Regions from separate parts of the Homo sapiens genome. Here region 1 is linked to region 2. A link is a contact called in ENCODE Hi-C or POLR2A ChIA-PET data. All regions are on one chromosome and are shown on one strand. The core of a region is the stretch at or near the end of the contact, and the rest is flanking DNA. Distances in the headings are between cores, read along the strand shown.

The links. A loop is a pair of places that touch in the nucleus more often than their neighbours do. ChIA-PET counts read pairs that join two places held with the same protein, here RNA polymerase II (POLR2A). Pooled maps may share reads with other maps.
Region 1: a loop to region 2 is called in a map of breast epithelium, with 15 times the contacts of the local background. The contact joins two enhancer-like sites. A Hi-C loop is called at or near these places in 4 of 168 maps with a recorded cell type or tissue (breast epithelium, endothelial cell of hepatic sinusoid, heart left ventricle and 1 more), 8 of 37 single-sample maps with no recorded cell type and 10 of 50 pooled maps. POLR2A ChIA-PET finds 5 or more read pairs at or near these places in 7 of 52 experiments (A673, AG04449, K562 and 3 more).

Annotation. Positions count from the first base shown.
Region 1 is chr16:11,055,245-11,060,692 of GRCh38, reverse strand. All of the region lies in intron 18 of CLEC16A (C-type lectin domain containing 16A), which reads right to left. Among named protein-coding and RNA genes, the nearest start is that of CLEC16A, 110 kb to the right of the region's middle. Within about 2 kb of position 3,257, at least 4 of the 41 ENCODE cell types and tissues checked have a DNase peak (open chromatin) inside an H3K27ac peak, as active enhancers do.
Region 2 is chr16:11,012,622-11,018,869 of GRCh38, reverse strand. All of the region lies in intron 11 of CLEC16A (C-type lectin domain containing 16A), which reads right to left. Among named protein-coding and RNA genes, the nearest start is that of CLEC16A, 71 kb to the right of the region's middle. RefSeq lists a silencer at 1,864-2,158. Within about 2 kb of position 1,754, at least 4 of the 41 ENCODE cell types and tissues checked have a DNase peak (open chromatin) inside an H3K27ac peak, as active enhancers do.

The DNA.
Region 1 (5,448 bases), core at 2,008-4,507, 40 kb before region 2:
ATTCACAGGTTCAGGTTTGGGTTACTTTACCTGAACTGAGCACCCGTCATCTGCCAGGACCTTGTCCCCAAGTATCAGGTGACCTTCATAATAATCCCTGCCCAGCAGTCAGCCCCATTTCACAGACCGGGCAGCTGAGACCTAAGAAGGTGAAGTGACCTGCCCAGGCCATGCTTCCAGCAAGGGCTAGACCCTGAGTCTGTCTGTCCCAACCAAACCAGCATGGGCTCTGGAAAACCCAATCACTCCAAAAGCATTTCAAGGTACTACCTACTGAATACGGGGGTGGGGCAGACAGAAGAGGGTGAAATGAAATGCCTGTGGGCTGCAGGGCCTGAGACCTGAGGAAAATCCTACCCTGGGTGAGTCTCTTCAACTCCCGCTCCCTTGGTCTTACGACAGGGGGTGTGCTGCTGACGGGGCAGAGACCTCGCACCTAGCAGGTGGGCAGTGACCTTGGTTCCCTGAATGCCCCTCAGGCTTTCCCTGCCAGCAGACCAGGGGCACAGGTGGATCCACCAGCACAGGGATTCCTGGCCCATAGAAGTGGTGTCTGGTCAGAATTGTGTGGCCACCAGGTACTTTCAGAGAGCAGAAACAAAGCAGAGTCCCAGCAGTCGGAGCCGTGTGTGCAGAAAGCAGCCTCCAGCCCCAGGACAGGCTTGCCCACCAACCAGAGCAAGGAAGCAGAGGGGCAGTCCACAGAAAAGGCCACCTGCAGGCCTCTCTCCCTGAGGCACAGCTGCTGGGCCTGACTGAGGGTGCAGTGCCCCATGGGGACAGCTCCAGAGTCAGACACATGAGGTCTACATCAGATTCCCAGTTCCACTAGGCTGGGCAAGTCCCCTGACTTCTGTGAGCTTCCTTTTCCTCATCTGTAAAATGGGCATGATAGCTCGCATGCCTGCTAGGAGGTTCTGAGATAACGCAGGAGGGAAAGCAGCCAGCACAGTGGGGTTGGGGGGACAAACCACTGTCACCACTAGGGAGCTGCAAAGGCGAATCCCAGTGCGCCTTTGGGTCTTCTTGTTTATGGCTCTGAAGGCTGCAGTCTGGACCTAGGTGAGGGGAGGTGCCCTCTATACAGCAGTGTGCCTCCCAAAACTAGAAAGGGGCCAAATTACTGTCTGCAAAGAGGTGCACTCACACTGCCTCCTCATACCCCAGGCAATGAGGAGCTGGTCAGCCTGCTTACACCCAGTGCTGCCTTGCGCCCTAACCAGTGGGAGACCTTGGAGCAACTTCCTAATGTTGGAACTGGAAGAGCAATCCTATCTCCTGGCCCTATGCTAAGGTAGTGCAGTCCTCTGTAAACCAGAAAGCACTGGAGAAAGATCAGCTCTTAAGTTATAATGATGATGATGGTGGTGGTAGCATTCGTATCTGATTGTCAACAGTTTTTAAAAGTACAGTCTTCATAAAGACATCTCTAACAATTGGGAGAAAAAGAAGTGTAGTTCCATTAAAAAATTCAAAAGAACTTCTATTTTTTAAGCACTTACGGGGTGGCAGGAACTGTGGGCACCTTATTGTAACTTGAAGATTTTATGGAGGAAGAAACAGAGCTGAGAGGGGCAGAGTTATTTCAGCTCACACACCTGCTAAGTGGCTGAGCTGGGTGTGAACTCAGGAATGTATGACATGTGTGTCACTTAACCAAGTGCACCAGGAAACTTAAACATCCATGGCAGTCCAAGTACAGAAAGCCCAAGACGTGGGTGGTCACTTGAAATATTTGGCAGCTTGAGCTCTCAAATAAGGAGTCATGACCATGAGGATGAGAAAGAAAGGAAACGGCCCATCACAGCCAGGTCCAAGTCAAGGAGACGCTCATTTCTGTGCCCAAACGCCTGTTCCTCTTGGGGTTTTGAAGGCAAATAACTCATGCAGGACCAGAGCAGGTGGGTAAGAAAACAGAAACGTGTGGCTTTCTGCAGCCCACCACTCTGAAAAACTGTAACCTTTCAATAAATACTTTAAAAGTTCAGAATTTGGCTCCCAATATAGGCCAATATCTGCTTTTGCCTTGCAAACAACACATGGATAATAACAATCATCATCATAAATATAAAATAGAATATAATACACATACAGTCAGCTCTCTGTATCCATGGGTTCCATATCTGTGGATTCAACCAACTGTAGATCAAAAATATTAAAAAAAAAAAGGGTTGCATCTGTACTCAACTTGTACAGACTTTTTTCCTTATTATTCCCTAATCAATACAGTATAACAAACTATTTACATAGCATTTACATTGTACTCAGTATCATAAGTAATCTAGAGACGATTTAAAGTCTACAGGAGGATGTGCATAGGTTATATGCAAACACTACGCCGTTTATATAAGGGACTTGAGCATCTGTGGATTTTGGTATCCTTGGGGGAGCCCTAGAACCAATTCCCCATGGATACCGAGGGATGACTGTATAATAAAATCTCTCAATGTTTTTCCTGGTTCCTGCCCCAACTCCTAAGAGAAGGAAGGACACATGAGAAGCCATGTCCATGAATCTGAGGCGGGCCGATTCCCACAGGGCGGGGAGCTCCACTCGAGGCAAAACCTGGGCTCCCATGGGGGTAGGGGGGTTATAAGGGCCTGGTAGGCACATTGGGCAGCCCCACAACTCTGTAAATTCACAAAAGAAAGCTAAAATATGAGCATAAGAGCCATAAAATTCACCCCACCACACCCAAAACAATAAGCACTCTCTTGATTCCCCATGGCCTGCCGCATACTATGCCAGCTGTACGGGGTTGTCTCATCTAAGCTTTTAATGACTCTGCATGGTTCCTATTTTACAGATGGGGAAACCAAAGCTGAGCAATGACAGGCAGCCTGCCCAAGGTCAGTTAGTGAATAACTAGATTCCAAGCTCTGTGTTCTTCCAACCACACTCCTTGACCTCCAAAAGATTTAAGGCTTGGGACCCAGGGTTTTATTGAGCGCTTTTCTTTGCTAAATAAAGACGCAAATTTAAAAGTATTATTAAAAAGGAAAAATAAATTATTATTCTTTCAGATTCTTCCATAGAATATCAGGAAGGACTGACCCAGGAAGAACAGGTTAGATTTTGAAAAGGATGACAGCTGACCAAGCTCAAATATAAAGAGATTGCTCCAGTTTCTTTGCTTCAATGAGTCTGGAAGCAAATTCTGGCAAACTCAATGTCACCGGGGAATCAGTCCAATGAGCAGGGGAAGGTGGGTGGCTCTGTAGTCAGACACACTGTGGCTCAAGCTGGGGCTTGGTAATCACGTGACGTGCCCAAGCCCAGGCTTGTGTTCTGGAAATGGGGCACCCACCGTGCAGGTACAACGGGATGGCACCGGTGATGTGCTGAGCCCACGAGCTGGCCTGGAACAAAGGCTCGGTTTTCACCCTCCTGCTTCCTTGCTGCATGTGCAAGCTGCCTAGTTTAGGCGACAGTCACTCAAGTTAGAAGCCCACTGAGGCCATGTAGCTGTGAAAGTCAGTCATTCTTAAAAGAGGGCCGAAGCAGTTTAATGTGGGCACAACCCATCGGGAAAGCAATTTGGCAATATGCAGAGGGTCATGAAAAAAACACATTCATACCCTTTGAACCAGAAATTCCGCTTCTGGGAACTTATCCTAAAGAAATAATTCAAAAGAAAGAAAAACACTGTATTCATGAAGCTGCTCATTATAGTTTAGTTGAAAATAATGTAATACTGGAAGCAACGAAAATGTCTACTTGCAAGAAAATGCCAGATGAACCTTTATGAGGCCATAAGAAATGAGACTTATTTAAACTGTGACAACATGAAAAACTTCTTGTGCTACGACGAAAAGAAAGAAAAAGAAGGGATGAAAGCAAGACCACAGTACACTCTTTTTACAGACAAAGATAGGAGGAGCACAAAAGATGTCTAAGTATTGTTTGTTTAGGGTGATGAAATCATGGGAAAGACTGTTCCCTTTACTTTTGAAACTGCATGAGATGTTATTGTATTTTCTTTAATGTATAATACACATCGAAAAAATAAAGCAAAATATTCTATTTCCTCAAGGCCAATAGTGATAAACACAAAAACTGCTTGTGGTTTTACAAAGGAACAGGGAAACAATGTGGGGACAAATAAAACCTCGTGCAAATATGGGTGTTTCATAACCGCTTCCAAGATGACTATATACAGATGGCTAGTGGCTTAAACTTGGATTTTGATATTCACCAAAAAATCCTATTCCTAACTCTCTTTTCTCTGGCATTAAGCTTTGGTAGATTTAGATCATGAAAGACCCTATTTCTTTCCCACCTTACATACTAGACTGCTCCATCTCTGTTCAGACAATGCTTCCTGAGCACTTACTGTCTGCCAGGCCCTGGGCTTGTCACTTCACAGCCACACTCGTCTACTCTGGGCAACAGCTGAGAGGCAAGACCCACGAGGGACCTGAGGTTCCGGGAGGGTGAGTGGCTCGCTCAAGCTCATGCAGCTGGAGTTGGGATTTGACCCGTGGTTGGTCTGACTGACACCACTGTTTTCCTTCTTCACTGCTTCTCTCAGGTCCCCCTACATGTGGGATGGATCCAGCCTAAGCCCAAAGTTCTGCTCCAATGTTCTCACTGGACCCCAACAGCTCCAGTGACCTTCATTTCAACATGAATTTCCCTTCTCAGCTGGCATGGCTCAGTGGACCCCTTGCTGTTTTGGTCTTATTTTATATTATTTGCTCATCATTCTTGTCTTGCATCTTACTCAGAGCCTGACACCTAGAATATGTTCAACAACTATGTTGAAAGAAAGAATAAGTGATGTGGTTTTTAAAATGCAAGAGAGGGCTGGGCATGGTGGCTCACGCCTGTAATCCCAGCACCATGGGAGGCCGAGGCAGGTGGATCACCTGAGTTCAGGAGTTTGGGAGCAGCCTGGCCAACAGACTGGGGAAACCCAGTCTCTACTAAAAATACAAAAAAAATTAAAAAATCAGCTGGACGTGGTGGCTCATGCTACTGTAGAGGCTGAGGCAGGAGAATCACTTGAACCTAGGAGGAGCAGGTTGCAGTGAGCCGAGATCATGCCACTGCACTCCAGCATGGGTGACAGACTGAGACTCGTCTCAAAAAAAAAAAAAAAAAAAAAAAAAAAAAAAGCAAGAGGGAAAACGGCGTTATCGTGAGATGCCTCCCCACGGCCTGCAAAGCGCTACCACCATCCTCTCCTGTAGCTGCGCTCCTGCCCCTCCCTCACTTAACTATGCTCCTTGAACATGCCACACTTGGTGGCATCTCAGGGACTGGATGTGTGCTGTTCCCTGTTTGGAAAGTGCCTCCTTTATCACTTTAACCTTCCTGGCTCCTCCTCATGCTCCAGGTTTCAGCTCAGATGTCAACTCTGCAGAGAAGCTCTTCCGATCACTCTATCTGCAGGAGGAGCGCTCCTCAGCCCCTGGCTATGGCATGCTGTTTCTTTCCTCCAGAGCT
Region 2 (6,248 bases), core at 505-3,004:
CCACCTCTGACCTTACCTCCTGGCCATCCCTGCCTGGCTGGCTCATGCTGCTCCAGCTGTGCTGGGCTTCTCACTATCTCTTGAACATCCCAAGCTTGTCTCCATTTTTTTTTTTTTTTTTGAGATGGAGTCTCGCTCTGTCGCCCAGGCTGGAGTGCAGTAGCATGATCTCGGCTCACTGCAAGCTCCGCCTCCCAGGTTCACACCATTCTCCTGCCTCAGCCTCCTGAGTAGCTGGGACTACAGGCACCCGCCACCACACCCAGCTAATCTTTTGTATTTTTATTACAGACAGGGTTTCACCGTGTTGGCCAGGATGGTCTCCATCTCCTGACCTCATGATCTGCCTGTCTCGGCCTCCCAAAGTGCTGGGATTACAGGCGTGAGCTACCGCGCCTGGCCCAAGCTTGTTTCTATCCAAGGATCTTTACACAGTAATTTCCTCTGCCTGGAAGGCTCTCACACCAGGTCTCTCCTAGCCAGGTGTGACTGGGGTGCATCATTCAAGGCTCAGTTCACATGTCGCCTCCACGGAGACATCTTCCTGGACGCCCTCTTCACCTGTTTTTTTTTTTTTTTTCTTTTTTGAGACAGGGTCTTGCTCTGACACCCAGCCTAGAGTGCAGTGGTGTGATCATGGCTCACTGTAGCCTTGACCACCTGGGCTCCCGAGTAGCTAGGAACACAGGTACATGCCAGCACACCCGGCTAATTTTTTAGTATTTGTAGAGATGGGGTCTCACTATGTTGCCCAGGCTGGTCTCAAACTTCTGAGCTCAAATGATCCTCCCACCTTGGCCTCCCAAAGTGCTGGGATTATAGGCGTGAGCCACCACACCGGCCTTCACCTGCCTTTTTTTTTTTTTTTTTAATACCTCTTTAAAAATTGTTATTAACTAAACTAAACTCTACACTTTGGGCAGATTTCATTAGTTTTTCCCAATGTCTTTTTTCTGTTCCAGGATCCCTTTTACATTGAGTCCTCATTCTTAGGTTCCTCTGGATGTGACGTTTCTCAGACTGTCCTTGCTTGTGATGACCTGGACATTTTGAGGAGTACTGGTCAGGCATTCTTGAGAGTCCCTCACTCTGGGTTTGTGCAATGTCTTTCTGCTATTTAGACTGGGGTTACAGGTTTTGAGGAGGAGGACCACAGAGGGGAAGTACCCTTCTCATCACATCCTATCAGGGCACATACTATCAATATGACTTATAACTGTTGATGTTAATCTCCAATACTTGGCCAAGCTAATGTTCATCAGCTTTCGCCACTGTGAAGTCACTTTTCCTCCTCCTTCCATACCATACTCTGTGGAAGAAAGTCAGTAAACACAGGCCACACTTAGAGAATGGGACATTAGGTTCTGAAACGTCTTCGCGTATCTCCATAAATTATTTGGCATTCTTCTGTAGAGGAGATTTGTCCTTCCTCCCCCTTATCTTGATTTTACTTAATAATAATAGCATTCATTGTGACTTGGCTCTTACATTCTCTATTGTTCTGCTTCTTTACTGTCTGCCTTCCTCCACTAGAACAGGGGTTTTGTAGCTGTCTTATGTGTCTTGTTCTCCACTGTCTAATCCAGTGTCTGGCACAGAGTAGGCACACAATAAGTATCTCTTGAAGTGATAAATGAGCGACTGGTCTAGCCCAACACGAGATGTTTTGGCAGCGGGCCCGAGTGGCAATGATTCATGGTAGCTGTGATCTGAGGCGGGGTGGGCCACTCCCCGACAAAGTCTGTGATCAATGTGGTCACAAAGTGTTCTCGTGGGGAGATATCTCATGCCCCAAGAGACTCTCCCCAGACTGTTAGGCATGACTGTACCTGCAGGCACCCCTTGGCATGGAGGAGCACCCCCCCCCCCGCCCCGATATTCACATGGGCCCCGGCCCTATGTGAGGTTCACTCTCACCATCCCCCTTCCCTCCCATCTGATCTGAAGTCAGATGTCAAAGATCAGAGTCTCCCACAGGGCGGGCCCCATCACACAGGTGGGAGCCAACAGTGCTTTCTAAGTGGTGTGTGGACAAATGCTTTGTTTGCATAGTTTTGTACTTATTTCATTGTGCATTGGAAGAAAATTCTAGCTGCACAGAAAGCCTTCTGTGGATATTAGTGCTTAGAATAAGGCTAAATTTTGGGAAAAAAACAAGTGAGTCAATTCAAAGAAAGCTATCCAGTAAACAGCAGAGCAAACAGTACACAGATATGGCCAAGAGCTGGAATGTGGGCTGGGCGTGGAGGCTCATGCCTGTAATCCTAGCATTTTGGGAGGCTGAGGCAAGAGGATCCCTTGAGGTCAAGAGTTTGAGATCAGCCTGGCCAACATGGTGAAACCTATCACAAACATTAGCTGGGTGTGGTGGCGGGCGCCTGTAATCCCAACTACTGGGGAGGCTGAGGCATGAGAATCGCTTGAACCCAGGGGGTGGGGGTTGCAGTGAGCCAAGATTGGGCCACTGCACTCCAGCCTGGGTGACAGAGTGAGACTCTGTTTCAAAAAAAAAAAAGAAAAAAAAAGAAAAAAAAGAGTTCGAACGTGGTGCAGACTGCTGTCGGGGAAACATAATTCTCTTTCCCTTCTGCCATTTTCACCTTCACCAGCCTCCTTCAGGCACCTAGTGTCCTCCAACTACCTTGGCCATCTCCAAAGTGGGTATGGACCTCAGTGGGCATGCAAGATGATTCCCTAGGCAGTAGGTCTTTTAACGCTTCTCATCTTTTAAAATCTATTTTGTTTTATACTGTCCATAATACTAGCATGATCATATTATATATAATTTATAATACATAAATTTTTACACATATTTGGGAGATGTATGCTTAAATGTCATATGTATAGGTTTGCTTGTGTTTACTAACAAGGCTTGCCATCAGACATCTGAAGACTCCCAAGCAAGCCTGTGAGGCTAGCCTCCTCCTCGTCTCCCAGCCTCTGGCCTCTGCCCCATGAGGCAGAGGACGTGGCATAGGCCCACCTCCCCTACAGCTGCAAGTTCTCCTTCCCCAGGCTCAGCTCTGCCCTGCTTGGTTGACACAGTGGGAACTCAGCTCCAAGTACTTCCTAAGGTTACAGGGCCAAGCCCCAGCACCCTGGCCTGGAGGCCAAGCTTTGTGACGTAGTTGTCCCCTTTCTGGCTTAATCTCGTTGGACACCAGCAGAATTCCGGAGCAGAGAAGAGGGTGAAGACAATTCAGCACCAAGCTCATCCAACTTTTTTTTTAAGCAGCTGAATACTAATTTGCAGGACAATTTTCCAGGGCATCCCACCACAGTCAGCAGATGAGCGCAGAGCTGCTCCAGGAAAGGGTGGTGGGCATCAAATGCCTCTGACTGCCGTGGGCTCCCTCGTGCACTCCATGAGGCCCCTTTCTGGAATTCTACGGCTTCACACAAAACTGCTTGAAAACCACCGTCTGGTCCAACCCTGGATATTGAGTATGAGTGCACAGAAACCCACAAGTGCAGTGATTCTTAACACAGCTGGAAATGCAGCAGCAAAGCCAGGACCGCTCCCCCTTCCTCACCCCCAACCCCCGTGTCACATCTTGACGCAGAACCAGACCCACATGGGCCTCTCCACACAAAATGGGATTTCCACACCCTGGCTGTGACACCTGTGCGCACAGCTGCACCTCACAGTCCTCATCCAGCTAGCACAGCTGTAGAGTGAGTGGCTCCACTTAATTTTCTAGATGAATGCGGATCAGATCTTCAAATGTCAAGGAAAGGTTTCTTGCTCTTCTTTTTGATAGTTTTATCCAAACAACCCTTATAGGTACTGAAACAACCCTTATAGGTCTGCCAATTCCCTGAAGCTCTATGCAAAGTGCTATGTGGGCATGGGACCAGTTGGTAGCAGGTTTTTGGGGGAAAGGGCTCCCCAGATTCTCACTGCTCTAAAGTGAGTATCATCTTTAGAAGAGGACATCAAAGAGGACTTGACCTCCCCTGATGATCAGGGTCACAGGGAACCTCCTCATAGTGCTACACCTGAAGTTGGCACGGTTCTGTGCCACTCCGGGCCCCAACTCCAATTGTCCCTGTTGTCACTGGCCAGCCTCCCTCCCAAGGTGCGGGCGCCACACTGCTGCCACCAAGGAAAGCAGCTCAGTAGGCTATGTGGATACAGAGTTCCACCTATGGTCCCCAAGGCCGGGACTGAGGCACTGAGGCTGGATTTCCAGGGGGCTCTGACTGAACCTCAGTTATGATACTATTTGGAGTTTGAAGGGACTGAAGCAATAGTTTAATTTGCTTGCTTTTATGATTTCTGTCACGTCTCTGTGTTACCTGTACTATTTTTCATTTTATTTGAACTATTACTTTTTTTTCACTTAAATACAGCTTAAAAGGAAAGTTTAAATCACCGTTATACTCTACAACCTAGCAGCCCACTTGTAGGTCTTTCTCCGCAAGACACACCTCTGGAAGTATGCAACTGCACATGCACAAGGATATTTACTGTAGTATTCTTTGTAATTGCAAAATACTGGAAACTACCTAAATGCCCAGGCATAACAGACCGATGGAATCAACTATGGTACATACACACAGCACAGCTGTGAAAAGGAATGAAGAAGATCTGAGAAATGATATGGAGTAATTTCCGGAGACATTGCTAAGTGGAAGGAACACATATGCTACCCTGTATGTAAGAAAGGAAAAGAAGAAAACATACACAAATCTGCTTATTTTTACAGAAAGAAACACAGGAAGGAGACTTCTTCAGTACACAATCAAGTTGGTTATCTATAAGAGATGACAGGAATTAAGTGGAAGGGAGGAAGGATACTTCAGTTTGCTAATATTCCATGCATTTTTAAAATGAAAATTAAATCAATGAGAATGAGAAAGAAGAAGCCTAAACTGGAAATTTTAAAAAAGAATCCAAATTTCTTCTTCTTCTTCTTCTTCTTTTTTTTGAGACAGAGTCTCACTCTGTTGCCCAGGCTGGAGTGCAGTGGCATGATCTCAGCTCACTACAACTTCTGCCTCCCAAGTTCAAGCAATTCTCCTGCCTCAGCCTCCCGAGTAGCTAGGATTACAGGTGTACGCCACCATGCCCGGCTCATTTTTGTATTTTTATTTATTTATTTATTTTTGAGACAGAGTCTCACTCCATCGCCTAGGCTGGAGTGCGGTGGCGTGATCTTGGCTCACTGCAACCTCTGCCTCCCAGTCTAACGGGATTCTCCAGCCTCAGCCTCCCCGAATAGCTGGGACTATAGGTACACATCACCATGCCTGGCTAATTTTTTTGTATTTTCAGGGCTCCACCATGTTGGTCAGGTTGGTCTCGAACTCCTGACCTCAAATGATCTGCCTGCCTTGGCCTCCCAAAGTTCTGGGATTACAGGTGTGAGCCAGCACACCTGGCCTCATTTTTGTATTTTTAGCAGAGATGGGGTTTCACCATGTTGGCCAGGCTGGTCTCAAACTCCTGATTTCAAATGATCCGCCCATCTCAGCCTCCCAAAGTGGTGGGATTACAGGTGTGAGCCACCATGCCTAGCCTGAATCCAAATTTATTTTAAATGAATACCAAATCCACTCTGAATGGGGAAAGGAAGGATGCTCAGATTAATCCAAGTAGCTTATAAACACAATACAGCAGATCTTTGAATAACATCATTTCATTCAACATTGTTGCATTATAACATGGATGAGGATAAAAAGAAAAAAACTGATTCCCAGTCCCGGCCACCGTCTATGTGGAGTCTGCATGTTCTCGCCATGTCTGCATGGGTTTTTGCCACATATTCTGGTTTCCTCCCTCATCCCAGAGATGTACATGTTAAGTTCCCTGGCATGTCCACACAGGCGCAGTCTGAGTGAGTGTGGGGGCGTGTGAGTTTGTCCTGTGACAGGATGGTGCCCTGTCCAGAGTTGGCTCCCACCTGGCGTCCTGAAGTACCCAGGCACTGGTCATACAAGATCCTAAACTGGAAATATGCGAGTTGGAAAATAAATGAATACAAATGATTGTCAAATAACAATTCATAAAGTAGACGATAATACAAATGCATGACAATAAATGATGTGGTATGAAAGCATTCAACAAGCCTACCAGATTTGTGATTGGTTTTGAACCTCGTGCAGGAAGGAGGTGCTCCTTATGATTTTTCACTTTGCAAACATTTATTCCTTGATTTAACCCACCACCACCATGACTGCTGTTCATTCATTAATTCACCAAAAATCGGGTAAGTAATTATCTTACATGTTTTCATAAATCTTTC